2 separate regions of the Homo sapiens genome follow, and region 1 is linked to region 2. Evidence: read pairs that join two places in POLR2A ChIA-PET (ENCODE). Cell type or tissue: Panc1. All regions are shown on one strand. Links, peaks and the distances in the headings refer to the core of each region. The heading gives the core; the rest is flanking DNA. Region 1 overlaps SH2B3 (SH2B adaptor protein 3). Region 2 overlaps BRAP (BRCA1 associated protein).

Region 1 (11,899 bases), core at 270-8,269, 230 kb after region 2:
TCTCCCCAGGGTGAAGGCGAAGGGCGCAGTGCAGTGCGCAACCCCGCGGGCAGGGCTTACTTACCTTGGGTGGGTCGAAGAGCTCCAGCACGCGGTCGGGGCCATCGGGGCCCGGGGCCCGGCGCAGCGCCAGCCTCCCGCGCTGCCAGCGTGCCCCGCTGTCCATGGAGGCCTCGTCGGCCAGGCTGTAGCGCAGCACCGCCTCCTTCAGCGCCTCGGGTGGCGGCTCCCGGGCCAGGCTCCAGGGCAGGAACTTCTTGGCCAGGCCAGGCCGGGCGGGGGTCTCAGCAGCCTCTCCGGGGGTCCCGGGGGCGGCAGCGGTGTGGGCCGCTGGCAGCTCCCCGGCCGAGCGGCGGCGGAAGATGTGGCGGAGGCTGCGGCGAAAGTGCTGGAAGGAGCAGGGCCCGGGCGGCCGCGGCGGGGCCAGCTCCTCAGAGCTGCGGGCCTTGGGCAGGCCAGGGGCGGCGGGGCCGGGGCCTGGCTCCGGGGACGCCTCGGCCTTGGCTGGGGGCCCACGGCCTGTGTCCCGGTAGTCGCGGCCCGGCGCCCGTCCGTCGCGCACCTCGCGGCAGAAGTAGCGCTGGAAGAGGTCGGTGAACTGCAGCGACACCAGCTCGGCGCGCAGCGGCGCGTGCTGCGGATGCTCCCGGGCGAACAGCCAGTACTGGCGGGCCAGCTCCCGGGCCGCCGCTACGGCGTGCAACTCACAGAACTCGCTCCAGCCCCGCGGGGCCGCCGCCGGGGAGGCTGAGGGCGCGGAAGAGGGCGAGGAGGGCTGCAGGGCAGGCCCGTTCATGGCGGAGACCCAGGTGGTGCGGCCGGGCTGAAAGACACGTGGGTGGGGGGGCGACAAGGAGTAAGCAGGTGGGCAAGCAGGTGTAGGCCCCATTACACACCGGGCACCACAGCAGAAATCCAACGCGACCATAACACCCAGTGCTGGTGAAGATGCAGGGAAACATGCACTCCCCTACCAAGTGGCATTCTGTAAGGGGCATGGCCAATTTGGCAGAATTGATTCTAGACTCTGGAATCCTGCTTTTGAAGTACAAAAACCATATGATCATTTCGATAGATGCAGAGAGAGTATTTGACAAAATTCAACATATCTTTATGATAAAAATTTTCAACAAATTAAGCATAGATGGTATGTTGTACCTCAACACACTGAAGGCCCTATATAAAGGCTGAGGTCGGAGGCTCAGGCCTGTAATCCCAGCACTTTGGGAGGCTGAGGCAGGAGGATCACTTGAGCCCAGGAGTTTGAGACCAGCCTGGGCAACATGGTGAAAGCCCATCTCTCCAAAAAAACCAACACAAAAATGAGTTGGCATTGCAGCACGTGCACCTGTAGTCCTAACTACTTGGGAGCCTGAGGAAGTCAAGGCTGCAGTAAGCCATGATCAGCCATTGAACGCCAGCCCAGGCAACAGAATGACTCTGTCTCAAAAAATAAATAAATAAATAAATAAATAAATAAAATAAAGGCCCTATATGACAAGCACACAGTTAACATTGTACTTAATGGTGAAAAGTTGACAACTTTTCCTTTAAGGCCAGGGATGAGAAAAGGATGCCCACTCTGGTCACTTCTATTTAACACAGTACTGACAGTCCTAGCCAGAGCAATCAGGCTCTAGGAATCCCACTTTTAAGTATTCAAGAGAAATACTTGCTCCCTGCTACATATTTCCTGCTAAAACGTTTATAATGGGGAAAAACTAGAAACAACCTAAATGCCCACCAGCTGGAGACTAGTGAAAGAATCTGGCCCATCTATAGGCTGGAAGACTGCATCAGGGGGAAAGAGTGAGGAAGACCCACCCCACCACCTCTGGGAGAGCTCCAGGGCTATTCACTAAGCGAAAAAGCAAACGGCAGAACAAGACACCCTAGACAATCCCATTTACATGAACATACATAAAACCAAACTACTAATGTTTATGTGTACACAAACATTTTGTAAATGGTGGGCAAGAAAGGTCTGGCAGAAGCAAACTCATCCTGAAACAGTGGGTACCTCTGGGGAGGAATCAGAATTGGGATGTGGGGATGGTGGGGAAGTAACCAAGAAGCCTGTTACTGCTTATCTCTAGCAAGGATGGCTAAGAACACAGATTCTGGAATGTGGGTTCAAATCCCAGCACCAGCCACGCGCGGTGGCTCATGCCTGTAATCCCAGCACTCTGGGAGGCCGAGGCAGGTGGATTACTTGAGGTCAGGAGTTAGAGACCAGCCTGGCCAACGTGGTGAAACCCCATCTCTACTAAAAATACAAAAATTAGCCGGCTGTGGTGGCGGGCGCCTGTAGTCCCAGCTACTTGGGAGGCTGGGGCAGGAGAAATGCTTGAATCCAGGAGGTGGAGGTTGCAGTGAGCTGAGATGGTGCCACTGCACTCCAGCCTGGGTGATAGAGCAAGACCCCGTCTCAAAACAAAAAACAAAAAAACAAAAAAAAAACCAGCAACAACTTATTAGTTATGGGACCTTAAGTGACTTACATGATTACTCTCTACCTCAGTTTCTCCATCTGTAAGAGGGGAACCATGATCATGCCTACTTCATAGGCATATTATGAGCATGAATTGATAGCTGTAAAGCCCTAGAACGTAGAAAATGCTTCATAAAGACTGGCTGACATTGTTGTTATTTCCATGTTGCGGTGAGAGTATATTATTGGTGTCTAAAAAATAAACATAGGGCCGGGCACGGTGGCTCACGCCTGTAATCCCAGCACTTTGGGAGGCCGAGGCAGGCAGATCACGAGGTCAGGAGATCAAGACTATCCTGGCTAACACGGTGAAACCCCATCTCTAGTAAAAATACAAAAAAATTAGCGGGGGGTGGTGGCAGGCACCTGTAGTCCCAGCTACTGGGGAGGCTGAGGCAGGAGAATGGCATGAACCCGGGAGGCGGAGCTTGCAGTGAGCCGAGATCACGCCACTGGACTCCAGCCTGGGCAACAGAGCGAGACTCCGTCTCTAAATAAATAAATAAATAAATAAATACATAAATAAATGGGCCGGGGGCAGCTGCTCATACCTGTAATCCCAGCACTCTGGGAGGCTTAGGTGGGTGGATCACCTGAGGTCAGGAATTCGAAACCAGCCTGGCCAACATGGTGAAACCTCGCCTCTACTAAAAATACAAAAATTAGCTGGGTGTGGTGGTGTGTGCCTGTAATGCCAGCTACTCGGGAGGGTGAGGCAGGAGAATCACTTGAACCTGGGAGGCAGAGGTTGCAACGAGCTGAGATCATGCCACTGCATTCCAGCCTGGGTGACAGAGCGAGACTCTGTCCTGGAAAAAAAAAAAAAAAAAATCACACACACAAAAACAAAAACAAAAATAAATATAAAACAAAAAATAAAAAGGAATAAATTAACAAAAGTCACGGGGGTCCAGAGGGATTTCCTGCACTGACAGGGGACCCTCAGGACTAGCAGACCTTTGCCTGCCCATCTCAACTGGGGCATCCTTCTCCTCCCATGGCCAGAGGGCCTTTCCTTAGGCACAACATCACCAGAATGGCACTGAGACCCCCCACCCCTCTGCTGTCCACGGTGCAGAACAGTTGGGACCTCTGTGGGCACCATCCTTCCTTCCTCCTGACCCTCGCTGGGCCTGGGCCCCTGCTGGAGACCACATATCCATGTCGCTCTTCAAGATGGAGAAGAAATGCTCTCCCTACTCAGGCACAAAACTGGGCCCCAGATCCCTGATATCAGCACACCCTGAATGAACAGCAGTGCCACTCCAGTGACTCCCTCCCTGGGCAGGGGTAGTGGCTGCACAACACAAGCTACAGAGCCACAGGGGCCTGGGTACATTTGCTGCCTCCAATCACGCCCTCCTTCATCCTCTCTTCAGGTGTTACTGAGGGCCTACTGTGTGCCAGACACCAGGCTAGGCCCTGAGATACCACGGTGAACAGCACAGACGAACACTGCTCTCCCAGGGCTCACATTACAAAGGGGGACACGTATTGGCTGTGTGGCTCCTGATGCCTGACTCAACCTCTCTGAACCTGGATTTCCTCATCTGCCAACCAGGTGGCAGCATGGCATCCACCTTGTAAGGAACCCATGAAAGGGAATGCAAGGTGGAGATGCGAACCTACAAATGGGGTTCTCTCTGCCACACACCCCTCCACAGGCACCGTCTCTGCATGTGGCCATGTCCCGCTGGGCATGTCTGCAGGGCAGTGGCAACAAAGGGTGCCCCTGTCACATGAGGCCATGGTGGAACCCCCACAGCCGATCTCCACAAGAAACCCCAAAAAGCACAAGTAGGTGCCTCTGCCCTCGATGGAAGGGGGCCATGCAGAGTCGACAATGTTTTTTTTTTTTTTTGAGACAGGGTCTTGTTCTGTCACCCAGGCTGGAGTGCAGTGGCATAATCATGGCTCACCGCAGCCTAGACCTCCCAGGCTCAAGCTATCCTCATCTTGGCCTCCCAAAGTGCTAAGACTACAGGCACACACCACGACACCTGGTTAATTTTTGTATTTTTTGTAGAGATGGGGTCTCACTATGTTGCCTAGGCTGGTCTCAAACTCCTGGGCTCAAGCAGCCCTCCCACCTTGGCCTCCCAAAGTGCTGGGATTACAGGCATGAGCCACCGTGCCCTGCTACAGTCGACAGTTTTGTACATCACAGGGTCCTTGGGACCCGCACACAGTAGGTACTTTGCACACAGTAAGTAGTCACTAAAAGCTGTCAGGCAGATGGGAAGGGAGAGGGAGGGGCCACATCTGCCCTTGGCCACCATGTTCTTCCTGTCCCTGAAGGGGGGAGGGTCTAACCCCTGCATAAGGGCACCTGTTCTTGGTCAATCCTACTGTTCCCCACACCCAGCCTTGACACAGGTGAGACAGGCGCTGCCCTCGTGGCTTGGAGGATGCCCAGAGAGCTGTGATTCCAGACCCAGGCTCCTGCCCCACCTACACGATCTGCCGCTAGTCACGCCAGCTGCCTGTGGGTGTTGGCATGAGCCATTCCCTCTGCCCTGTCTGCTTCCAATTGCACATAAGAGAAGCCTCTTCTGAGCTCCCAACTGAACTTGACCTTCAGCACACTGGTCACACATTATCACTTGACAGGATGCTTTTATTAGTGACTATCTCTCCAACAGACTGAGTTCCATGAGTCATTCCCTGCTTCATCTCCAGCTCCTAGCATACAGCAGGAGCTCAATGAATGCCTCTTGAATGAATGAACATATGAATGCAAGAGATCAGTTGGATTTGCAAACTCTTGCTCTCCCGGCAGATGCGTGGCAACCAGCATGAACCAACCTCCCCCGCCCCCTGGGCCGTCCTACCTTCCGCACAGTCCTGTATGTCAGAGTCTTGAAGCCCAACTGCAGGGCCAAACCCTGGCAGGAGCCTTCCTCAAAACAGCTGCGCCCACTCCAGGTCCCTCACTGCCCAGGCAACGGCTGGGAACCCCCCTCATTGGGCCCCTTCCACCAGTCCTCCCATAAGAACAATGGCATTTACTGAGCGTCTGCTACACATCAGACATTTTTCTTTCTCTTTTTAGAGACAGGGTCTCACTCTGTCTTCCAGGCTGGAGTGCAGTGGCACAATCATAGCTCACTGCTGCCTCGAACTCCTGGGCTCAAGAGATCCTCCTGCCTCAGCCTCCAGAGTAGCTGTAACTACAGGCTCATGGCACCATGCCAAGATCATATCAGGCATTTTTCTAACTACTTTTACAAAATATTACCTCTTCCAAGGTTCCTAACAGCCCTAGGAGGTAGGTCCAACGATTACTTCCATTTTACAGATGGGGAAGCTGAAACAGAGCGGCCCCATAGCTAGTGATTATAGAGACCCCCACACAGAAGGGACCCCCAAAATGTCTGATCAGTGCCTAAATGCACACAAGAAGGGCTCACTTCCCAATGAATGCTTATTGGATGAATGAGTGAGTCCCAGAGGAGAGAATATAAAAGTCTCATTCAGCTCCAGCTGGAGTCAGGAGTCGGCAGTAGCTCTGTCCAGGTCCCAAACCCACCAATGATCAGGAAAACTGTCACAGGGCAAAAGGAAGAAAACAAAAATGAGAGGCTGGGCTCAGTGGCTCACACCTATAATCTCAATACCTCGGGAGGCCAAGGCGGGAGGATTGCTTGAGCCCCAGAGTTCGAGACCAAGCTGGGCAACATGATGAAACCCTATGTCTACTATAAATACAAAAAAATTAGCCTGGCATGGTGGCTGGGCCTGTAGTCCCAGCTACTCAGGAGGCTGAGGCGGGAAGACTGCTTGAGCCCAGGAGGTCGAGGCTGCAGTGAGCTGTGATCACACCACTGCACTCCAGCCTGAGTGACAGAAGCAGACCATATCTCTATAAGAAAAAAAGAACTGATGTCTGCAGTGTGCTTGGCATGGGGCTCATAAGTGGCTGCTGCTATTTTCTTACTATCACTGTTAGAAAAGAGCTCCAGCCTCGGAGTCAGGCTCGCCCGCCATGGGAAGCCACAGGGGGGCCTGCCTCATGGGCTGGGCTCGGGGCGTCATGGGGAGCTGGAACAAAAGATCTTCTCAGGGGAGAGGCGGCTGCTCAGGCTGCTCCGGGCAGGAAGTTGCCAGCCCAGAGCAGTCAGCTGTAGCCCAAGCTATGGAAGGGACTGTACCAGGGAGGTTTTTTGGCCAGGAGGGCAGCCAGGCCACAGGAAGGTGGATCCCTCCCTGACCCTGGCCCAGGCAGTGGCGTTTATTGAGTGCTTACTATGTGCCAGGCTCAGAGAAAAAGCAATTGATCAGATGGTGACAACCCTGGGATCAGGGGCTGACAAGCTGTGGACAGGAAGCAATGATGATCACGCCAGGGGGACCTGGGGCCCTCAGGCTTCGACTGTAGGGTATGAGTTGGGGGCAGGGTGTCTTTGGGACACTTCTATCCCAGCACAGAGCTTCGGGGGAGCCTGGTCAGCCAGAGAAATAAACCACCTTCCCCACAGAGGGGCCCTAGCACCCAGGAGACCCCCCTCACCTGCTCAGGCTTCCTTCTGGGGCAGGAACCTCCCAGCTATGGGGGTCTCCAGGGTTTCCCCAAATCCTGCAGCCAGGTGAGGGGCAGGATGATGTGCAGAAGGAATAACTCAGCCTGGTGCATCCTTGTCCCCCACCCCCAATTCCCTCCCTGCAGCAAATACATGAAGGCAGCTAGCTGCACGCCCACCAGCTGGGGCTGGGGGGTGTCTGCATCTCAGGACCCCAAGCTCAGAACACAACCGGGTCCACCAAAGGGCTATTGAGGGCCTCGAAGCAGCAGTGGTACCTGGTGCTCCCCAAGAAGCACAGCCAGCCCCAGGCACCCTGGAGCCACCAAGTCGGTGAGAAATCGCAGGACCTTGAATCGCTGGGAACCTGGCTGAGCTGTGGGGTCCCCTTAATCCATGCCCCGCTGAGATCAGGGCTTCTCAGCCTCTCCTCTATCTAATCACCCTGGATAATAGTATAATTCGGGAGGCTGAAATTTTCCTTTTAATGATCAGGCCCACATGCAGAGAAAGCCTTTATCCATGGTAGGAATTCCCCTGCTGAGGCTTGGGGAGGATTTTTTTTTTTTTTTCTTTCTTTGAGACAGGTCTGACTGTCACCCAGGCTGGAGTGTAGTGGCATGATCACAGCTCACTGCAACCATGACCTTGTGGGTTTAAGCAGTCCTTCCAAGTATCTGGGACCACAGCCATGTGCCACCATACCCAGTTTTTTTTTTTTTTTTTTGGTAGAGACAGGGTCTCACTATGCTGCCCAGGCTGGTTTCAAACTCCTGGGCTCAAGTGATCCTCCCACCTTGACCTTCCAAAGTGCTGGGATTACAAGTGTGAACCACTGCTCCCAGCCTGGGGAAGATTTCTTAAAGTGTGGTAAATGAAGTTAAATTGGGCCAGTCCAGAGCCTCCACTCTCCCCTGCCCCAGCTCACAGATATAGGCAGGAAGTCTCACACCTTCAGAGGGGACACTTCCTCCAGGGAGGCCTCCTGGTTGAATCTAGGCCACAAGGAACATTTCTATCTTCCCCATGCCTAGCACCAACTGTTCATAGAGTCCAGACCCTGTGGCCTAAGGAGGCCCAGAGAGTTGTGGGATTCTGACACACACTGCCTGGCAGGCGGCCTGCTGCCCTTTCACAGCATTCAAGTTGCCAGACGCAGAGATGCCCACGGGAAGCAGGGGGCGAAGGCAGGGTCCCTGGGGAGGCAGAGAGGTGGGTTCTACCCCAGGCCACGGGGCAGCTGGCTGGACACTGATGCACCCTTGCTGGGGTCACCTTGTGCCCCGGGGACATTTATCAGGCCAGCACAGTCTGCCAGAACAGGAAATGTCCTCTGGCTTCCTCTGCCCACACCGCCAGCCTGACATCCCAGCCACCGCCCCAGCTAGGTTTCAGGAGGTAGGGAAAGCCAAGAACCATCTCCCTGCGGAGAGGCAGCACCATCAGAATCCCGCACGCCCCCCATCCCAAGGCCGTGGCTTCTTCCTTTCACTGCCTCTGGGTTGAGGGCAGACAGGGGAGACCCTAGGAGGGCAGCCTGTGGGTGAACCTCCTCCCCACGTGCTACTTGGGGACATCAGGAGGGACATGCGTAAGCCCTCAATTACCTCGCCTCTCGCAGCATACACTGCCCTCTCTGGGCCTCTCCTCCTTGAGATGACACCAGTGTGTGAGCTCTGAAAGGGCAGATCCCATGTCAGAGGTCCCCTTGTGTGTCCACCTCCCTGATTGATCACATTCCCAGTCTCCCAGCTGGGGCCCCCCATTGGGCGCCTGTGAGTCAGCCCCTGTGAGGAGGGCATAGACTTCCTTCCTCCCAGGCCTCCCTGGGGACACATGTCCTGGGCAGCAGCCGGCTCCCCACTGGCCAGCCGGGGGGTAGCCACATCCGGGTGGGCCCCCAGGGGCTCCAGGCCTGGCTCACAAGGAAGCCTGTGGCCCGGCCCTGCTGGCCGACCCCTGACAGGGTGGCGTGGGAGGAAAAATCTTCTATCTAACTGCTCAGCTGCCGGGTTTCCGGCTGGGGCGGGGAGTGGGGGGGCACCAGGAGGACCTGTTCCCCTGGGGAAGTGTCCTCTGCCCCTGCTGGGAGGAAGGATGGCTAGTGGTGGCCAGCAGAACCCTGGAGCCCTGGTAGAGGGATGCTTGTCACCCCGGCAGCAGGGCCCCATTGAGCAGATGTCCAGTGGTGGCCTGGTCCTGCTGCCAGGCCTCAGGACCTGCTCAGTCTCCAAGGGATCTCAAGCCCCGGGAAGCTGGGGAGGTGGGGTGCAGGACTCCTGGGTCCAATAAGGCCTGACTCAGCAAGTGACCCCGGCTGAGTCACTTCCCCTGGGCAGCCTGCCCGCCTCAGTTTCCTTGGGAAGGGTGGGTAGTGAGGAATGGGGCCTTGCAGGGAATGAGCAGCTAGCACTGCACCTCTGGACTCGCCGAGGCAGGCGTCTCCGGTCTGCCAGACGGCAGCGGCTTCCTGCCCTGCCTCGTCAAAGATGCTGAACGCCCGCGGGCCCTTGGGGACCGTTTTCCCAGGAAACCTGGCAATTAAGTGCCAGCCCCTATTGGGCATGAACAGCAATGGCTTGCACTTATTGAGTGCCAATTGCATGCCGGGCACTGTGCATGCCTCCTTTTCTCAAAACCACCCTAACAGGGAGTTGGCAACCCCCCTATTTCATAGACAAAAAGACCTGTGGCTCAGAGAGGCTAAGGGACCAGCCCAAGATCACACAGCCAGAGCAAGTACAGCCAACACAGTTCCAGTCCTGACACTGTACTTCACACACCCAACCCTGGGGAGGCTGGAACTCTTGGCTTCCATCGGGCAGGCGAGGTCCAGATCAGAGAAGCCAGGTAACCTGCCTAGGACCTCACACCTGGAAGCTGGCAGAGCCCAGATTTGGCCCCAAAGTCCATACTGCTACCAGGGAGAAGTGGGAATTTAGCAGGAAAAGCCTCTTGTTTTATTAATAGCAATAATATCTACTATTGTTAATTGAGTGCCAGGCTCAGCGCTCAGTGCCTTATGTGCCATGTCACAGCAAGTGCACAGCTGTTAAAGCCTTTCACAGATGTTGTCTCAATTGCCTCAGAGAGCTTAAGTGATCAACCCAAGGATCCCCAGCAATGGGAGACCCTCATGAACACCAGCCCTCAGAAGGGTGTGGGGTCATGTAAACTGGGTCCCAAAGGTGTTTCCAGCAAAAGGAGCTGTATTGGCCCAGACTGTGGGACAGCTCCCTACTATGTCCCTGAGACCCCCTTCACTGACCCTCCCCACCTTGGCTGGGGAGGGCACCCGGTCTCCCCTCACCACAGACAGGTGGCACTGAGACTGGCAGCGAGGAGGTCCCTCCAAGTGCCTCCAGCTCTGCTCCACCTGGGATATGGAGAATGTCTGGGGGTGGCACAGCGGGAGCCAGAAATCCAAGGGCCCAGCAGTCCTGTGGGATCTGATTTGTACTCAAAAGTTCTATTTATCGGAGAAGGAGGATCAGGCCCAGGTTTGAGAGGCATGGGGGTGGGGGTGGGGGGATGAGGAAAGAAAGCCAGCAGAGCTAACACCCACAACAAAAAAGATCATTCCGGCCCCAAGGCTACTTCTTCTCTTCCTCCTGACCAAGCCACTCTGGACACTGTGAATTCACTCATTCATGGTTCCCATGACTCTAGGAAGTAGGTACTATTAGCACACCCATTTCACAGATGAGGAAACTGAGGTGGGGCAGTTAAGCAAGGCCTTATAGCTAAGGAAGTGCCCAGATCTTCAAAATTCTGCTCCCAAAGACCCAGGAAATTCCAGTGCTATGTATGCAAGAGATGCTCAAGGGAGACTACTGAAGGAACACCTCATAGCCAATAACAGTAACACTAATGAAGGCAATGATAAAATCACCACTACCACCACCACCACCTGCAACTGAACCTCTCTTTGCCAGGCAGCAGGTGCTCATTACACACTGGCTCATTAAATCTCCACTGCAAACCTGTTACTCCCCCATTTTACACAGAGGGAAACTGAGGGCAGAGTCACTTGCCCACGCCTTCAGCTGAACGAAGGCAATAGGAGTAGCAAAGCACAGTCTCCAGGACCCTCCTCACTATCCTCCTCCACTTCCTGCTGAGCCCCTGCAGACCCTGAGCCCCCAGCTGCTGATGCTCTGAGCCAGCCCCTTCCCAGCTGGCCGCTCTGTGGCCCACAGGGACTCACAAAAGTTCTAGGAATGCTCACCCTTTGGCTCAGAAGGATTTTCCCTCCCAGAGGGGGTAGTGGGAAAAGGCTCAGGAAAAGTGCACTAAAAACCCTTCCAACTTCCCCCAGTAGGCCCTGGCTCTCATCCTCCGAGCCCAGCCTGCCCAGGTGGCCTCTGACGGCTCTCCCTCCACGAGGGCAGGTCCCGAGGAGCCTCCAGAGCTGTTTCCACTCAGGCAGCCAGGTCAGTGATGGGAAACCCAGACACAACCTGCGCCTGCATCCCTGGAGACCCACAGGCCCACTGCCCTGGCAGGGGCCCTGAGGCCTGGCTGCTAGCCGGTGTTAGGGAACTGTCATCTCCCCGGCGAGGGGCTGCGGGTCAGATCTCGGTCCCTCCTGCCACCAAAGCTGGCCTTGCCGACATTGCCTTGCCGGGGCCTCTGCTCTGAACCCCCCACCAGATTTCACTTCCTCCCACTCAGCCCAGCCTGGCCGTGCCCCTCCCTGGAGGCCCCCAGCTGCAGGCAGTGACCTCCTCACCTACATCATTGTGGCTGGGAATGGGGAAGAGAAACAGGAGAATGAGGAAACTAAAGAAAAAAAGAAGCGGGACAGGCAGGCAGACCCTCCTCTCCAGTTCCTCAAATGCAGTCCCCCTCCCTCAAAACAAAGCTCCCCTGGCCGGAGGGAGGGAAG
Region 2 (15,460 bases), core at 3,386-11,385:
TTGCTTGAGCCCAGGAATTCAAGACCAGCCTGGACAACATGGTAAAACCCCATCTCCACTAAAAATACAAAAATGAGCTGGGCATGGTGGCGCATACCTGTAGTCCCTGCTATTCAGGAGGCTGAAGTAGGAGGATCACATGAGTCTGGGAGGCAGAAGCTGCAGTGAGCCAACATCTCACCACTGCACTGCAGCCTGGGCAACAGCGAGACCCTGTCTCAACAAAAATAAAATTTTGTTAAGCTATTGTAAAAACAACACTACAAAATTAATAGACGTAAAACTTAAAAATTACCCTATACTTTCAGCACCCTAACAAATTGAACAACTGTGTTAAAGAATACAAAGTAAAAACCGGACGGGTTTTTTTTGTTGTTGTTGTTGTTGTTTTGGAGACAGGGTCTTTCCCTGTCACCCAGGCTGGAGTACAGTGGCACAACCTTAGCTCACTACATCTTTTTTTTCTTGAAACGGAGTCTCGCTCTGTTGCCCAGGCTGGAGTGCTGTGGCGCGATCTCGGCTCACTGCAAGCTCCGCCTCCCGGGTTCACGCCATTCTCCTGCCTCAGCCTCCCAATAGCTGGGACTACAGGTGCCTGCCACCATGCCCAGCTAATTTTTTTGTATTTTTAGTAGAGATGGGGTTTCACCGTGTTAGCCAGATGGTCTCGATCTCCTGACCTCATGATCCACCTGCTTTGGCCTCCCAAAGTGCTTGGATTACAGGCGTGAGCCACCGTGCCCAGCCCATCTTTATTTTTAGACAGAGTCTTGCTCTGTCGCCAGGCTGGAGTGCAGTGGCGCAATAGGCTGGAGTACAGTGGAGCGATCTCAGTTCACTGCAACCTCCGCCTCCCGGATTCAAGTGATTCTCCTGCCTCAGCCTCCCGAGTAGCTAAGACTACAGGAGCACACCACCACACCCAGTTAATTTTTGTATTTTTAGTAGAGACGGGGTTTCACCATGTTGGCCAGGATGGTCTCGATCTCTTGACCTCATGATCCACCCGCTTTGGCCTCCCAAAGTGCTTGGATTACAGGCGTGAGCCACCGTGCCCAGCCCATCTTTATTTTTAGAGAGAGTCTTGCTCTGTCGCCAGGCTGGAGTGCAGTGGCGCAATAGGCTGGAGTACAGTGGAGCGATCTCAGTTCACTGCAACCTCCGCCTCCCGGATTCAAGTGATTCTCCTGCCTCAGCCTCCCGAGTAGCTAGGACTACAGGAGCACACCACCACACCCAGCTAATTTTTGGATTTTTAGTAGAGACGGGGTTTCACCATGTTGGCCAGGATGGTCTCGATCTCTTGACCTCATGATCCGCCCTCCTCAGCCTCCCAAAGTGCTGGGATTACAGCCTTGAGCCACTGTGTTCGGCCAGCTCACTACATCTTCCACCTCCCTAGGCTCAGGTGATCCTCCCACCTCAGCCTCCCAAGTAACTGGACTACAGCTGTGCACCACCACCCCTGGCTAATTTTTTTTTCTTTTTTTCTTTTTTTTTTTGAGACGGAGTTTCGCTCTTGTTGCCCAGGCTGCAATGGTGTGATCTCGGCTCACTGCAACATCTGCCTCCGGGGTTCAAGCAATTCTCCTGCCTCAGCCTCCCAAGTAGCTGGAATTACAGGCATGCACCACCATGCGTGGCTAATTTTGTATTTTTAGTAGAAACAGGGTTTCTCCATGTTGGTCAGTCTGGTCTCAAACTCCCGACCTCAGGTGATCCGCCTGCTAAAGTGCTGGTTTTACAGGCGTGAGCCACCGTGCTTGGCCTCTGGCTAATTTTTTGCAGAGACTGTTTTACCATTACAGGCATGGGCCACCACACCCTGCAAAAACTGGAAGTTCTTTTTCACCCTCTAGATCCTGCTATCTAGTGTTAACCATTATTAACCAGTACCAGTGAATATTTCTTCTTCTAGATGTTTAGCTCTGCCCACATAAATATCTCACATGCATAATCTTTTCTCTGCAAAAATAGAATCTAGGTATTCTTTTTGATAAAATATGTTTTTGGATTTTTTTTCATACTAGCACATCTAAATCTATCCTGATCTTTGTAACATCTGCATGCTGTTTAATTGTATGGATGTACTATAATGATTTCTGTTGTGGTGGTTGTTGTTGAAATAAGGTCTTGCTGTGTTGCCTAGGCCAGAGTACAGTGGCGTAATCATAGTTCACTGCAACCTCCAGCTACTGGGCTCAAGTGGTCCTCCTAGTCTGAGCTTCCTGAGTAGCTAGGACTACAGGTGTGTGCTACCATGTCTGCCCAATTGAAAATTTTTTTGTAGAGACGGGGTCTTGCCATATTGCCCAGGCTGGTTTTGAACTCTTAGCCTCAAGTGATCCTCCTCCTTGATCCTGTCTTGGCCTCCAAAAATGCTAGGATTATAGGCATGAGCCCTGCACCTGGCCTGCATAATGATTTTGACCAGGTTCCTATTGATTGTGTCAAGTTGTGTCAAATCTCACACTACTATAAGCAATACTGTAATGAGCATCTTCCTCCATGTCTCTTTTTACCTAATCCTGAGTATATCTATTCTATGGTATAAATTCCTAGAAGTAAAATAGCTGTGTCAAAGGGCATGCAAATTTTTTGTTTTTATTTATTTATTTTTGAGACGGAATCTTGCTCTGTCACACAGGCTGGAGTGCAGTGGCACGATCTCGACTCACTGCAGCCTCCGCCTCTAGGGTTCAAGCAGTTCTCCTGCCTCACCCTCCCGAGTAGCTGGGATTACAGGCACACGCTACCACACCCGGCTAATTTTTGTATTTTTAGTAGAAACGGAGCTTCACCATGTTGGCCAGGCTGATGTTGAACTCCTGATCTCGTGATCCACCCTCCTCGGCCTCCCAAAGTGCTGGGATAACAGGCGTGAGCCACCGTGCCTGGCCCAAATTTTTTGTTTTTATAGATATTGCCAAGTTGTCTTCGAAAGAGTTTATACCAGTTCATGCTCCAGTGCTAGTGTGTAAGTGCCTCTTTTCTCATGTCTCAGCTCTTGGGTGTTCTGATGCATAAAAATAGTATCTCAAATAGTGGGGTTTTTTTGTTCGTGGTTTTTGTGTGTGAGTGTTTTTGGTTTTTGTTGTTGTTTTTTTGAGACAGGGTCTTACTCTGTCAGACAGGCTGGAGTGCAGTGATGCAATCACAGCCCACTGCAGGCTCAAATTCCTGGGCTCAAGCAGTCCTCTGCCTCAGCCTCCCAAGTAGCTGGGTCTACAAGTGCACATCACCACACCCAGCTAGTTTTTTAATTTTTCTTTTGTATAGACGGTGTCTCGCTATGTTGACCGGGCTGATTTCAAAGTGACCCTCTCACTTTTGCCTCCCATAGTGCTGGGATTACAGACATGAGCCACTCTGCTGGGTCTCAGATGGTATGGGTTGTTTGTTTGAGACAAGATCTCGTTCTGTCACTCAGGCTGGAGTGCAGTAGCATGAACACAGCTCACTGCAGCCTTGACCTGCTGGGATCAAGCAATCCTCCAGCTTCAGCCTCCTGTAAATCTGGGACCACAGGTGCACGCCACTGCACCTGGCTAAGTTTTTTGATTTTGTGTAGAGACAGGGTCTTACTTTGTTGCCCAGGCTGGTCTCGAACTCATTTCCTGTTTCATTTACTGAAGCGATCCTCTCGCCTCAGCCTCCCAGAGTGCTGGGATTCCAAGCATGAGCCAATGCACCTGGCCTCAAATGGTGGTTTCATTTGCAATTCTTTACTTATGAGTAAGACTGGACATCAAGAATAGGGCACTCCCAAGTCTAAAGCCCTTTGGTTAGAATAAGTGCCCTTTTTTTCCCCTTCAGCAAATGCAATGAAGTCAGAGTACTTGACTCTCCAAGAATGCCACTTTTCCTCATAACTTCCTTATCACAGCTATCATCTCGAAGGCACCTATTTAACCACTGACTGCAAAACAAAGAAGCAGTAGAATTTTTACCGTCAGTCACAGAATAGTTTCTGCTACTGAAAACTTTCTGATGCTTAAAAAAAAGTGTCTTAAAAGTACATTTGTGGGCTGGACGCGGTGGCTCACACCTGTAATCCCAGCACTTTGGGAGGCCAAGGTGGGTGGATCACAAGGTCAGGAGTTCCAGACCAGCCTGGCCAAGATGGTGAAACCCCGTCGCTACTAAAAATGCAAAAATTAGCTGGGCACAGTGGCAGGCACCTGTAATCCCAGCTACTTAGGAGGCTGAGGCAGGAGAATCGCTTGAACCCAAGCGGCAGAGGTTGCAGTGAGCCAAGATCACGCCACTGCATTCCAGCCTGGGCAACAGAGTGAGACTCCATCTCAAAAAATAAATAAATAAATAATACACTTGTGGACTGGCGCAGTGCCTCATGCCTGTAATCCCAGTACTTTGGAAGGCCGAGACAGGTGGATCACCTGAGGTTGGGAGTTCAAGACCAGCCTGGCCAACATGCCGAACCCCAATATCTACTCAAAATACAAAAATTAGCCAGGCATAGTGGCAGGTGCCTGTAATCCCAGCTACTTGGGAGGCTGAGGCAGGAGAATCGCTTGAACCCAGGAGGTGGAGGTTGCAGTGAGCTGAGATCGTGCCATTGCATTCCAGCCTGGGCAACAAGAGCGAAACTCCGTCTCAAAAAAAAATACACTTGTGTTAAGTAGAGCAAAATTCTTGCTTTGCATAGCTGATTGCGATGGCAGAAAACCATTCTCCCTCACGATGGGAGAAAGGGGTCTGTCCTAAAGGGATTCTGAGGTCATGGTTTCTCTGTTCAATCCCAGAGCAGAAAGGGGACTGTGTCAGCAAATGAAAAATGTGCTTTTGTCTTCCTTTGTTTTTCAAAAGGTGCACTCAGCTAAACACAAAAGTGGCCAAACTCACCAACGAGCTCAAAGAGGAGCAGGAAATGAACAAGTGTTTGCGAGCCAACCAAGTCCTCCTGCAGAACAAGCTAAAAGAGGAGGAGAGGGTGCTGAAGGAGACCTGTGACCAAAAAGATCTGCAGATCACCGAGATCCAGGAGCAGCTGCGTGACGTCATGTTCTACCTGGAGACACAGCAGAAGATCAACCATCTGCCTGCCGAGACCCGGCAGGAAATCCAGGAGGGACAGATCAACATCGCCATGGCCTCGGCCTCGAGCCCTGCCTCTTCGGGGGGCAGTGGGAAGTTGCCCTCCAGGAAGGGCCGCAGCAAGAGGGGCAAGTGACCTTCAGAGCAACAGACATCCCTGAGACTGTTCTCCCTGACACTGTGAGAGTGTGCTGGGACCTTCAGCTAAATGTGAGGGTGGGCCCTAATAAGTACAAGTGAGGATCAAGCCACAGTTGTTTGGCTCTTTCATTTGCTAGTGTGTGATGTAGTGAATGTAAAGGGTGCTGACTGGAGAGCTGATAGAAAGGCGCTGCGTTCGAAAAGGTCTTAAGAGTTCACTAACCTCACATTCTAATGACCATTTTGCCTTCCTGCTTGGTAGAAGCCCCAACTCTGCTGTGCATTTTTCCATTGTATTTATGGAGTTGGCGTATTTGACATTCAGTTCTGGGGTAGGTTTAAGATGTTAAGTTATTTCTTGTAACCTCAAAGGTAAGGTTATCTAGCACTAAAGCACCAAACCTCTCTGAGGGCATAACAGCTGCTTTAAAGAGAGGTTTCCATTGGCTATTAAGGAGTTATGAAAACTCCCTAGCAATAGTGTCATATCATTATCATCTCCCCCTTCCTCTGGGGAGTGGAAGAATTGCTTGAATGTTATCTGAAAAGAGGCCTGGTAGTAAACCAGGCCCTGGCTCTTTACCAGCAGTCATCTCTTCTTGCTCTGGGGCCAGCCAGGAAAAACAAACAACCCGGGGCACATTGGGTAGACTCAGTGTAGGAAAAATGGTGGCAGCTCCACTGTTTATTTTTGGTGACTTCGTACATCATTATGAACCGCAATTAAGGAGGAGGCTTAATGGCTGTTCCCAAACTCAAATCTCAGAGTGGGTATCCTAGCATCTAGCAAGACTGAGTGGGGAGATTTCTCATCCGTGTGAAAATGTAGAGTGAGGCCTCTGACTAGCTAATTGTGTATTTTGTTGGGTTTAGTATTTTCTAAATGTTTACAAAATATTGGGCTGCATGTTCAGGTTGCAGCTAGAGGGAGCTTGGGCAGATTTTCAATTACGCTTTCAAGATATAACCAAAAGCTGTTTCTAAATCCTAAAATTAGAATTTCAACAGAGCCCCCTTTAGAACAGTCATATAACGCTTGTGTGGGCCAACAGAGGGGCTGTGTACTCTCTCTGGAACCATAAATGTCAAATAATTTATAACCTGCAGTAATTGAGCAAACTTAAAATAAGACCTGTGTTGGAATTTAGTTTCTTGAAGAGGTAGAGGGATAGGTTAGTAAGATGTATTGTTAAACAACAGGTTTTAGTTTTTGCTTTATAATTAGCCACAGGTTTTCAAATGATCACATTTCAGAATAGGTTTTTAGCCTGTAATTAGGCCTCATCCCCTTTGACCTAAATGTCTTACATGTTACTTGTTAGCACATCAACTGTATCACTAATCACCATCTGTTTTTGTGGGATGTGCTGCAGCATTTCCCAAAAAACTTTACGTGTAATGTTGCAAAATGAATGTACTCAGACATTCTTAATTTTTACTTAGGGCAGACCAACTCTTTGAGTCTCTCTTGGACTTATATATACAGATATCTTAAGAGTGGGAATGTAAAGCATAACCTAATTCTCTTTCCTATAGAGATTCTATTTTATTTAAAATCTATTTTTACACTAGTTAGAATCCTGCTGTTTTGGCCAAGTACTTGTCTTGCATGTCTGACCTTGCAGAAGCTGGGGTGGATCATAGCATACTAATGAAGAGAATTAGAAGTAGTTTACAAAGCTCGCTCACTCCTCATTTCTCTGTGATCCCTTCTATCCAGTGGCCCCACCACCACCTGGGAAAACAGATTTTTCAGTACAGGTGGGATAAATGCTCTGAAAGGCTGTGCCCAGAGGAATGAGCAAATAGGCAAGTGTTTCCAAACTACTTGGAGGTTTACAAAAAATATGTCCCAGAAAAAAAAAAAATCTTACCAAGATACGTAAAGAAAAAAAAATTTTTTTTTAAACAGTCAAAGAGTCATGTTTGAATTTCACAAAATCACATCAGACAGAAGTTGTTTTCTTCAGGAGGGAAATGAACCACTTAATATACCCATACTACCTTGAACAATGAAATTGAATTAAAATAGCCAAACTTTGAAATTATTCTGCCCCGTGTGAAATGTGTGTCTCTGACTGACATTTGCTTGGGAGCATGTCTCTAATAATCTAAGAAAGTGTCGGCTGGGCACAGTGGCTCAGCGCCTGTAATCCCAGCACTTTGGGAGGCTGAGACGGGCGGATCATGAGGTCAGGAGATCGAGACCATCCTGGCTAACATGGTGAAACTCCGTCCCCACTAAAAATACAAAAAAAAAAATTAGCTGGGCATGGTGGCAGGCACCTGTAGTTCCAGCTACTTGGGAGGCTGAGGCAGGAGAATGGCATGAACCCGGGAGGCAGAGCTTGCAGTGAGCCGAGATTGCACCACTGCACTTCAGCCTGGGTGACAGAGCGAGACTCCATCTCAAAAAAAAAAAAAAAAAAAAAAAGTGGCCTTGATTTAAAAAGCAACGTAAAAATCAGCCCCTTGGTTGGGTGCGGTGGCTCACATCTGTAATCCCACCACTTTGGGAGGCTGAGGTGGGAGGAATGCTTGAGGTCAGGAGTTCAAGACCAGCCTGGGCAACATGGCCAGACCCAATCTCTACCAAAAAAAATAATAATAATAAAAGTTTTTGATTAGCCGGGCATGGTCTTGCACACCTGTAGTCCCAGCTATTTGGGAGGCTGAGGTGGGAGGATCGCTTGAACCCAGGAGTTCGAGACTGCAGTGAGCTGTGATTATACCACTGTACTCCAGCCTGGGCAACAGACCTTGTCTCAAAAAAAAAAAAAAAAAAAAACCCTCAACAATATAGTGAGCATCTAGATTATTCATCTTTCCACTCCCTTCTTCCAGGTTCCCAAACTAGTGAAAAGTAGCTGAACTGGGCAAGGGAAGTCCTAGGCACACAACTCTTGCAAACTAAAAGCACATTTTTTTATTTTTTATTTTTTTTGAGACAGTCTTGTTCTGTCTCCCAGGCTGGAGTGCAGTGGCTCCACCTTGGCTCACTGCAACCTCCACCCGCTGGGTTCAAGCGATTCTCCTGCCTCAGCCTCCCGAGTAGCTGCGCTTATAGCATGTGCCACCATGCCCAGCTAATTTTTTGTATTTTTAGTAGAGATGGGGTTTTGTCATGTTGGCGAGGCTGGTCTCGAACTCTTGACCTCAAGTGATCCACCCGCCTCAGCCTCCCAAAGTGCTGGGATTACAGTTGTGAGTCACCGCACCCAGCCACTAAAAGCAATTTTTACACCTGAGACTATTTCCCACTAAGCTGAGATTGTTTTGGTGGGGGGGTTTGTTCTTGGTGGGAAACCGTCATAAATGTGACTTGCTAGAATATATTGATCAATATATAAACACTGAAGCAACTACCCACTCTCTGCTTGCATGGCAAAGTTGTCCTCCTCAAAAGGGCTGAGAAACTGATTTCCACAGCCAGCTAGTAGAGTGTGGAGAACTTGGCAAATCACGAATGAACAACCTTCTGTCATCGTTTAGAAACCCCTCTCCTAGTACAGTCAGGCTCCACAAGCTACAAATACCATCCATGAGATTTGGCTGCCATGCATGATGCCACGTTGCTTGGGCTGGTGGCATATTTTGGCTTGTGCGATGCCATGGGCTTATCTAAAAAAGGAAAAAGTCACTCTTATTTTCTCCAGGATAAAGCTGAATTAACTGCTGCATAGTGACTCTGCTGCATCACTTCTCTTGGCAGCAGAAGGGAAATTAAAAGTCTCTTAAGAATCAGCTGCACCTTAACAGTGCTGGGGGTCCTTTAAACTACCCAGAGACCAGGCTGTCACCTTAATCGAGTTTAGGAAGCCACCGAGTATTCTGTGGCAGACCTTTTCTGTTGGCCAGTCCTTTTCATGCTTCCCTGTGAAAATTCTTGAAATAGAGACCCAGAATACCTATAAAATGGTTGCACCAACAGATGCAGCTTTTTTTTTTTTTTTTGAGACAGAGCCTCACTCTGTTGCCCAGGCTGGAGTGCAGTGGCGCGATCTCAGCTCACTGCAACCTCCGCCTCCTGGGTTCAAGCAATCCTCATGCCTCAGCATCCCAAGTAGCTGGGATTACAGGCACACACCACCATGCCTGGCTAATTTTTGTATTTTTTGTAGAGATGGGGTTTTGCCGTGTTGGCCAGGTTGGTCTCGAACTCCTGACCTCAAGTGATCCACCTACTCGGCCTCCCAAAGTACTGGGATTATAGGCATGAGCCACTGTGCTCAGCCATTTTTTGTATTTTTTGTATTTTGTATTTTGGTAGAGATGGGCTTTTGCCATGTTGGCCGGGCTGGTCTCAAACTCTTGGCCTCTAGTGATCTGCCTGCCTCGGCCTCCCAAAGTGCTGGGATTACAGGTGTGAGCCACTGCGCCTGGCCCAGATATAGCTTTGACAGTAAAGAGTGAAGCAGTAAGAGGGAGAAAAGCCTGTCCTTTAGGAACCCCAAGTTTTATCCTAGAGCCAAGGCCAAGTGTCTGCTTCTCCTCTGCAAGGTGAAGTTGATTTTGCACCTCCCACCCTCACCCACTGGCCTCCCCCAAACCCTGTTCTGTAGTCTCCCTGGAGCAAGTGAAAAGCATTATTTGCATTTGGGTATTAGTGAACTTCAGGGAAGTTACATAAGGCTTTTAATTTTTACTGGAGTGGGGGCTGGCCTCTTTATCCTGATTAATTGCCATAATCAACAACTTCTTTCTTTCTTTCTTTCTTTTTTTGAGATGGAGTCTCGCTCTGTCCCCCAGGCTGGAGTGCAGTGGCACCATCTCAGCTCACTGCAACCTCTGCCTCCTGGGTTCAAGTGATTCTCGTGTCTCAGCCTCCTGAGTAGCTGAGATTATAGGTGCATACTACATGCCCGGCTAATTTTTGTATTTTTAGTAGAGATGGGGTTTTGCCCTGTTGGCCAGGCTGGTCTCAAACTCTTGACCTCAAGTGATCTGCCTGCTTCGGCCTCCCAAAGTGCTAGGATTACAGGCGTGAGCCACCACGCCTGGCCATCTTTTCATGTTTTAGTGATAACCTTTCTTTACCTTGTATTCCTGAAACTCACATGTTCACAGACATTTACGACCATAGGGTCTATCAGACATTAATTTGGAAACTTGTACTTCCAGAAGCCAAAACAATTTCAGAATTATTGTAGCTAGTATGCTTTTCATGAACATTGAGTAGTCTCTCCCTATAATTCTGGAAGCTTAGGAGGACATGAAAGAAAGGGGTTCTGCAGTTGGTTCTTAATCTGGATTTTGCATTCTTGCTGCATGAAAGGAAGAAATGAACAATCTTGTTTTGTACAAGATGATTGCCGTCTTTAGGGCCTAATGTTGAATTGCTTCGAGTGAAAAACTCACTGGAATCATCTGGAAAATGTGGTTTTGGTACTTGGCACGGAGCTGCACTGGTGCAGATAACATTTGTTACTCTAAGGCTAATTACCACACTTACTAAGTGAACTGAAGCAGCTTTGTTTCTTTTCAGACCTTTTTCTAAATCCCCTGACCCAAGACTCCTTTCCGATCCAGCTCAAGATGGCCTTGAAACAAATGCAGGGAGGTTTGTCCAGGAGGGGAAGTCCAAGAGTGAAATTACATGCAAGATCCCAGAACGTGAACGTGTACAGCACTCAGGATAAATCTGGGTGTTTTGTTTGTTTGTTTGTTTTGGTTTTTTTTTGAGACCAAGTCTTGCCCTGTCACCCAGGCTGGAGTGCAGTGCAGTGGCTGGATCTCGGCTCATTGCAACCTCCGCCTCCTGGGTTCAAGCGATTCTCCTGCCTCAGCCTCCCAAGTAGCTGGGATTACAGGTCCCCACCATCACACCTAGCTAATTTTTGTGTTTTCAGTAGAGACGGGGTTTCATTATGTTGGCCAGGCTGGTCTCGAACTCCTGACCTCAAGTGATCCACCCACCTTGGCCTCCCAAAGTGCTGGGATTACAAGCATGAGCCACCACGCCCAGCCTGGGTGTTGTATTTTCAAAAGATAAAAGCAGGCCAGGCATGGTGTCTCACGACTGTAATCCCAGCATTTTGGGAGACCGAGGCAGGAGGATCACCTGAGGTTGGGAGTTTGAGACCACCCTGACCAACATGGAGAAACCCCATCTCTACTAAAAATACAAAATTAGCTGGGCATGGTGGCACATGCCTGTAATCCCAGCTACTCGTGAGGCTGAGGCAGGAGAACCGCTTGAACCCAGGAGGCAGATGTTGTGGTGAGCCAGAGATCGCGCCATTGCACTCCAGCCTGGGCAACAAGAGTGAAACTCCATCTCAAAAAAAAAAAAAAAAAAAAAAAGTAAAAGTAAATCTACAGCACTAAGCATAAATGCCAAATAGGAAAAACAGTTCCAACTTGGCCTCTGTGAGGATGTCTTCTGCCATTTTTTTTGCCCAGAAGAAGCAGCAGGTTCCAGACCAGATTTCCTGGTACATGTGTTTCCTAATTTAAAAAGGAAGAGCCCAGGCTAGGTGCTGTGGCTCACACCTGTCATCCCAACACTCTGGGAGGCCGAGATAAGAGGATCGCTTGAGGCTGGGAGTTCAAGACCAGCCTGGGCAACATAGACCTTGTCTCTACTAAAAATTAAAAACAATTAGCCAGGGGTGGCGCATGCCTGTAGTCCCAGCTACTCAGGAGGCTAAGGCAGGAGGATCTCTGGAGCCCAGGAGTTCGAGCTTGCAGTGAGCTATGATCGCACCACTGCTCTCCCAGCTATATCAACTCCTGGTTCTAATTCTCAATCCCTTGATTATGGCCCAATAGGCAAAAGTTCAGGTTTTCCCTAGAGAACTGGGAGAACTCAAGTCCCCTGTAAAAGAATGAGATGTTTCCGGCCGGGTGCGGTGGCTCATGCCTGTAATCCCAGCACTTTGTGAGGCTGAGGCGGGCGGATCACCTGAGGTCAGGAGTTTGAGACCAGCCTGGCCAACATGGCAAAACCCTGTCTCTACTAAAATACAAAAAATTAGCCGGGCATGATGTCAGGTGCCTGTAATCCCAGCTACTCAGGAGGCTGAGACGGGAAAATCACTTGAACCAGAGAGACGGTGGTTGCAGTGAGCCGAGATCACGCCACTGCACTCCAGCCTGGGCGGCTGAGCGAGACTCTGTCTAAAAAAAATAAATAAATAAAGATGTTTCCACAACTTAAGAAACTCGCCTGTATCAGTTTACATCATTAGCATAATGCTTAGCACTAAAAGGCTTCAGTGCTAACTAAAAAGAAGGGACAGGAATTAATTTTACAGGCACAACAGATTACAGAGAAAGACCTAGAAGTTAAGACATGTAAGCAGAAAATTTTAGGAGGAAAAAGGAGAGTTGCTATCTTGGAAACACTCCAACAGAGAGCAACCAAATTGTGACTTATCACACGCAGCCAGAGGGTCTTCCGGCAGCATTTTTTAGGAATTATCTTTTGTGATAGAAGCAACCTTAGCTGTAGCTGTATTCACTCATATTCTAACTGATCAGTTTCTGCTCATGCAGACACTATGAGCCCAACTGTTTGCAAAAGGGACAGCAAGAGAGGAGCCACGTGGCACTCCCCCACCTCCCCACCCCACCTGTCCTTGGGGAAAAAAATTAAGATCCTCTTTTCAAAATGCCTGCCTCAGGAAAACAGCTTCGTCGCATTTGTTTCCATGCTGCGGAAAATCAACACGAACTGGCTTTGATCCCAAACAGGGCCAACTGCAGGGCACTGAGGATTCCACAGCCAGGAGGAATGCGGAGGCCTCTCCCCCAGCACATTCGACTTCAATTATGTGGGAACACGCCTGGGCCGGGGGCTGATGCCAGAATTATCCTGGCTGAGACGGAGGAGGCCCCGTGCTGTGGCCTAGAATCTTTCCTAAAAGTCCATGCGGGATCTCTCGGTTGCTGCCAATCCTGCACTTTCTCGTTGGCGAGATTCCTGGCTCTGTTTGGCTAGAGTAATGCTACGGCTCACTCCTGTCCTTTTCTTCTCACTGCGGCCCCTCTGCCCCTCACCATTGTCAATCAGAATGCTCCACCGCTTTCAAAAACAGAACAGTCCCCCCAAGAAATCATCCACACCATCCCTTCCTCCTTCTCGGTTAGCTCCGTTATGGCCCACAGGAGAGGGCTGCCTTTTTGGTTAACTCTTTAAAAAGTTTCCTTTTCACCTTCTGACATAACATTCTCGTGGGAAGGGAGGTAAGGGATGCTAATGAGCCTCACTGGATTACCGTTAGCGTGTGTGAACCCAAGTGGACTAGGAAAATCCCAGCAGGACATCCCTATGAGGGGCCTCTTTTCCAGCACTGGTTGTCCTAATCAGGCAAGCCAGAGCGGTAATCTAGAGACCCCAAACCTGTGTTGGATTTTAGTAGGACGTAGAGCCGAGATAGCCCCTTTGCACTTGCTGAGAATGAAAAATGGAAGTAAGCCCTGTCCTGCGGTTTTGATGTGTTTGATTACACTGCTAGCTCACACAACCTACCGCCCAGTCATTGTGCTGAGCACTTGCCTTGTATGTTTCATCCAGTCCTCACAACAATCCTGTCAGGTCCTACGGTGAACCCATTTTACACAGCAAGAAACTAGGGCGCAGTGGAAACAGGATGGGACTCGACCAGCACTGACTGAGGTCACATAGCTGGTAAGTGATAAAGGCCATTCTCTCTCTCTTTTTCTTTTTTTGCAACAGAGTTTTGCTCTTGTCACTCAGGCTGGAGTGCTATGGCGGGATCTCAGCTCACTGCAACCTCTGCCTCCTGGGTTCACGCAGTTCTCCTGCCTCAGCCTCCTGAGTAGCTGGAATTACAGGCACCTGCCACCAGGCCCAGCTAATTATTTTATTTTATTTTTCATAGAGGCAGGGTTTCTCCATCCATGTTGGTCAGGCTGGTCTCAAACTCCTGACCTCAGGTGATCCACCTGTCTTTGCCTCCCAAAGTGCTGGGATTACAGGCGTGAGCCACTGTGCCCAGCCCTCTCACTCTCTTCTTTTTTTTTTTTTTTTTAGAGACAGGGTCTCACTCTTGCCCAGGCTAGAGTGCAGTGGTGTGATCATGGCTCATGGCAGCCTCAACCTCCCTGGACTTAAACGATCCTCCCACCTCAGCCTCCTGAGTAGCTGGGACCACAGGAGCGTGCCACTATGCCCAGCTAACTTTTTCTTATTTTGGGGGTCTCCTATGTTGCCCAGGCTGATCTGGAACTCCTGGGCTCAAGTGGTCCTCCCACCTCAGCCTCCCAAAATGCTGAGATTATACACATAAGCCACTGTGCCCGGCCCTTTTTCTTTTCTTTTCTTTTTTTTTTTTTTAATAAACAAGGTCTCTGTCGCCCAGGCTGGAGTGCAGTGACGCGATCATAGCTCACTGCAGTCTCAAACTCCTGGGCTCAAGTGATCCTCCTGCCTCAGCCTCCTGAGTAGCTGGGACTACAGGTACACCACCATGCCCAGCTAATTTGTTTGTTCTTGTAGACATGGGATCTTGCTATGTTGCCCAGGCTGACCTTGAATTCCAAGTGATCCTCCCACCTCCGCCTCCCAAAGCACTGGGATGACAGTTGCAGTCCACCACACTCAGTCAATTCTCAATCTTGACATCATCTAACCCCAAAACCTGGGCTTATCACCACTCTGCTCTACTATCTCCCCTAACTTTGGGACTTGGGAATGTAAAAGACACAGCTCCTAGTTCGATTTTGTTGTTTTGGGAAAGGAGAGTACTGAGTTGAGGCCACTTTTGTGTGAGTCCAGGGTCCTGAACATCCACCCTCTGCCAGCCTTCCCTTTTTTTTTTTTTTTTTTTTGAGAAGGGGTCTCTAGCTCTATTGTCCAGACTGGAGCACAGTGGCACGATCTTGGCTAACTGCAACCTCCACCTCCAGGGTTCAAGCAATTCTCATGCCTCAGTCTCCTGAGAAGCTGGGATTAACAGGCACCCGCCACCACGCCCAGCTAGTTTTTGTATTTTTAGTAGAGATGGGGTTTCACTATCTTGGCCAGGCTGGTCTGGACCTCCTGACCTCAGGTGATCTGCCCACCTCGGCCTCCCAAAGTGCTGGGATTACAGGCGTGAGCCACCAACCCTAGCCTCTTCTCATGGAGTTTTCTAACTTCTCCCTCTCTCCTTTCCCACTTCAATGGGGCGCCTGAGCTGATAAAGAGAAAGGAAGAGGAAAGCCACAGGGTTTCCCCCCACTATACCCAAGGGCTGGCCTTGGGAATTCATTTCAATGGACTGTGCTGGCCCCTTCACCCTGGGGAGCTTGGGGC

The links. ChIA-PET counts read pairs that join two places held together with the same protein. Peaks named below come from ENCODE experiments on the same cell type or tissue, not always from the same donor. Only the 100,000 strongest peaks of a DNase experiment are listed, where the experiment ranks them.
Region 1: POLR2A ChIA-PET joins it to region 2 with 15 read pairs; 3 of 35 experiments call an interaction of 5 or more read pairs at or near these places.

Annotation. Positions count from the first base shown.
Region 1 is chr12:111,407,043-111,418,941 of GRCh38, reverse strand. SH2B3 (SH2B adaptor protein 3) reads right to left here. Exons shown (of 8, transcript NM_005475.3): 2 at 65-823. The coding sequence starts at 796. Among named protein-coding and RNA genes, the nearest start is that of SH2B3, 7.1 kb to the right of the region's middle. RefSeq lists enhancers at 576-1,275, 4,896-5,743 and a silencer at 8,836-8,985. In Panc1, for the core only: no CTCF peak of the experiment used is centred there; a DNase peak (open chromatin) is centred at 5,159; H3K4me3 peaks cover 921 bases; H3K27ac peaks cover 3,521 bases.
Region 2 is chr12:111,633,933-111,649,392 of GRCh38, reverse strand. It overlaps BRAP (BRCA1 associated protein), which reads left to right. Exons shown (of 12, transcript NM_006768.5): 12 at 4,831-7,247. The coding sequence ends at 5,194. LOC124903020 (a long non-coding RNA gene) reads right to left here and starts at 435. Exons shown (of 2, transcript XR_007063463.1): 1 at 98-435. RefSeq lists an enhancer at 13,371-13,974. In Panc1, for the core only: no CTCF peak of the experiment used is centred there; no DNase peak of the experiment used is centred there.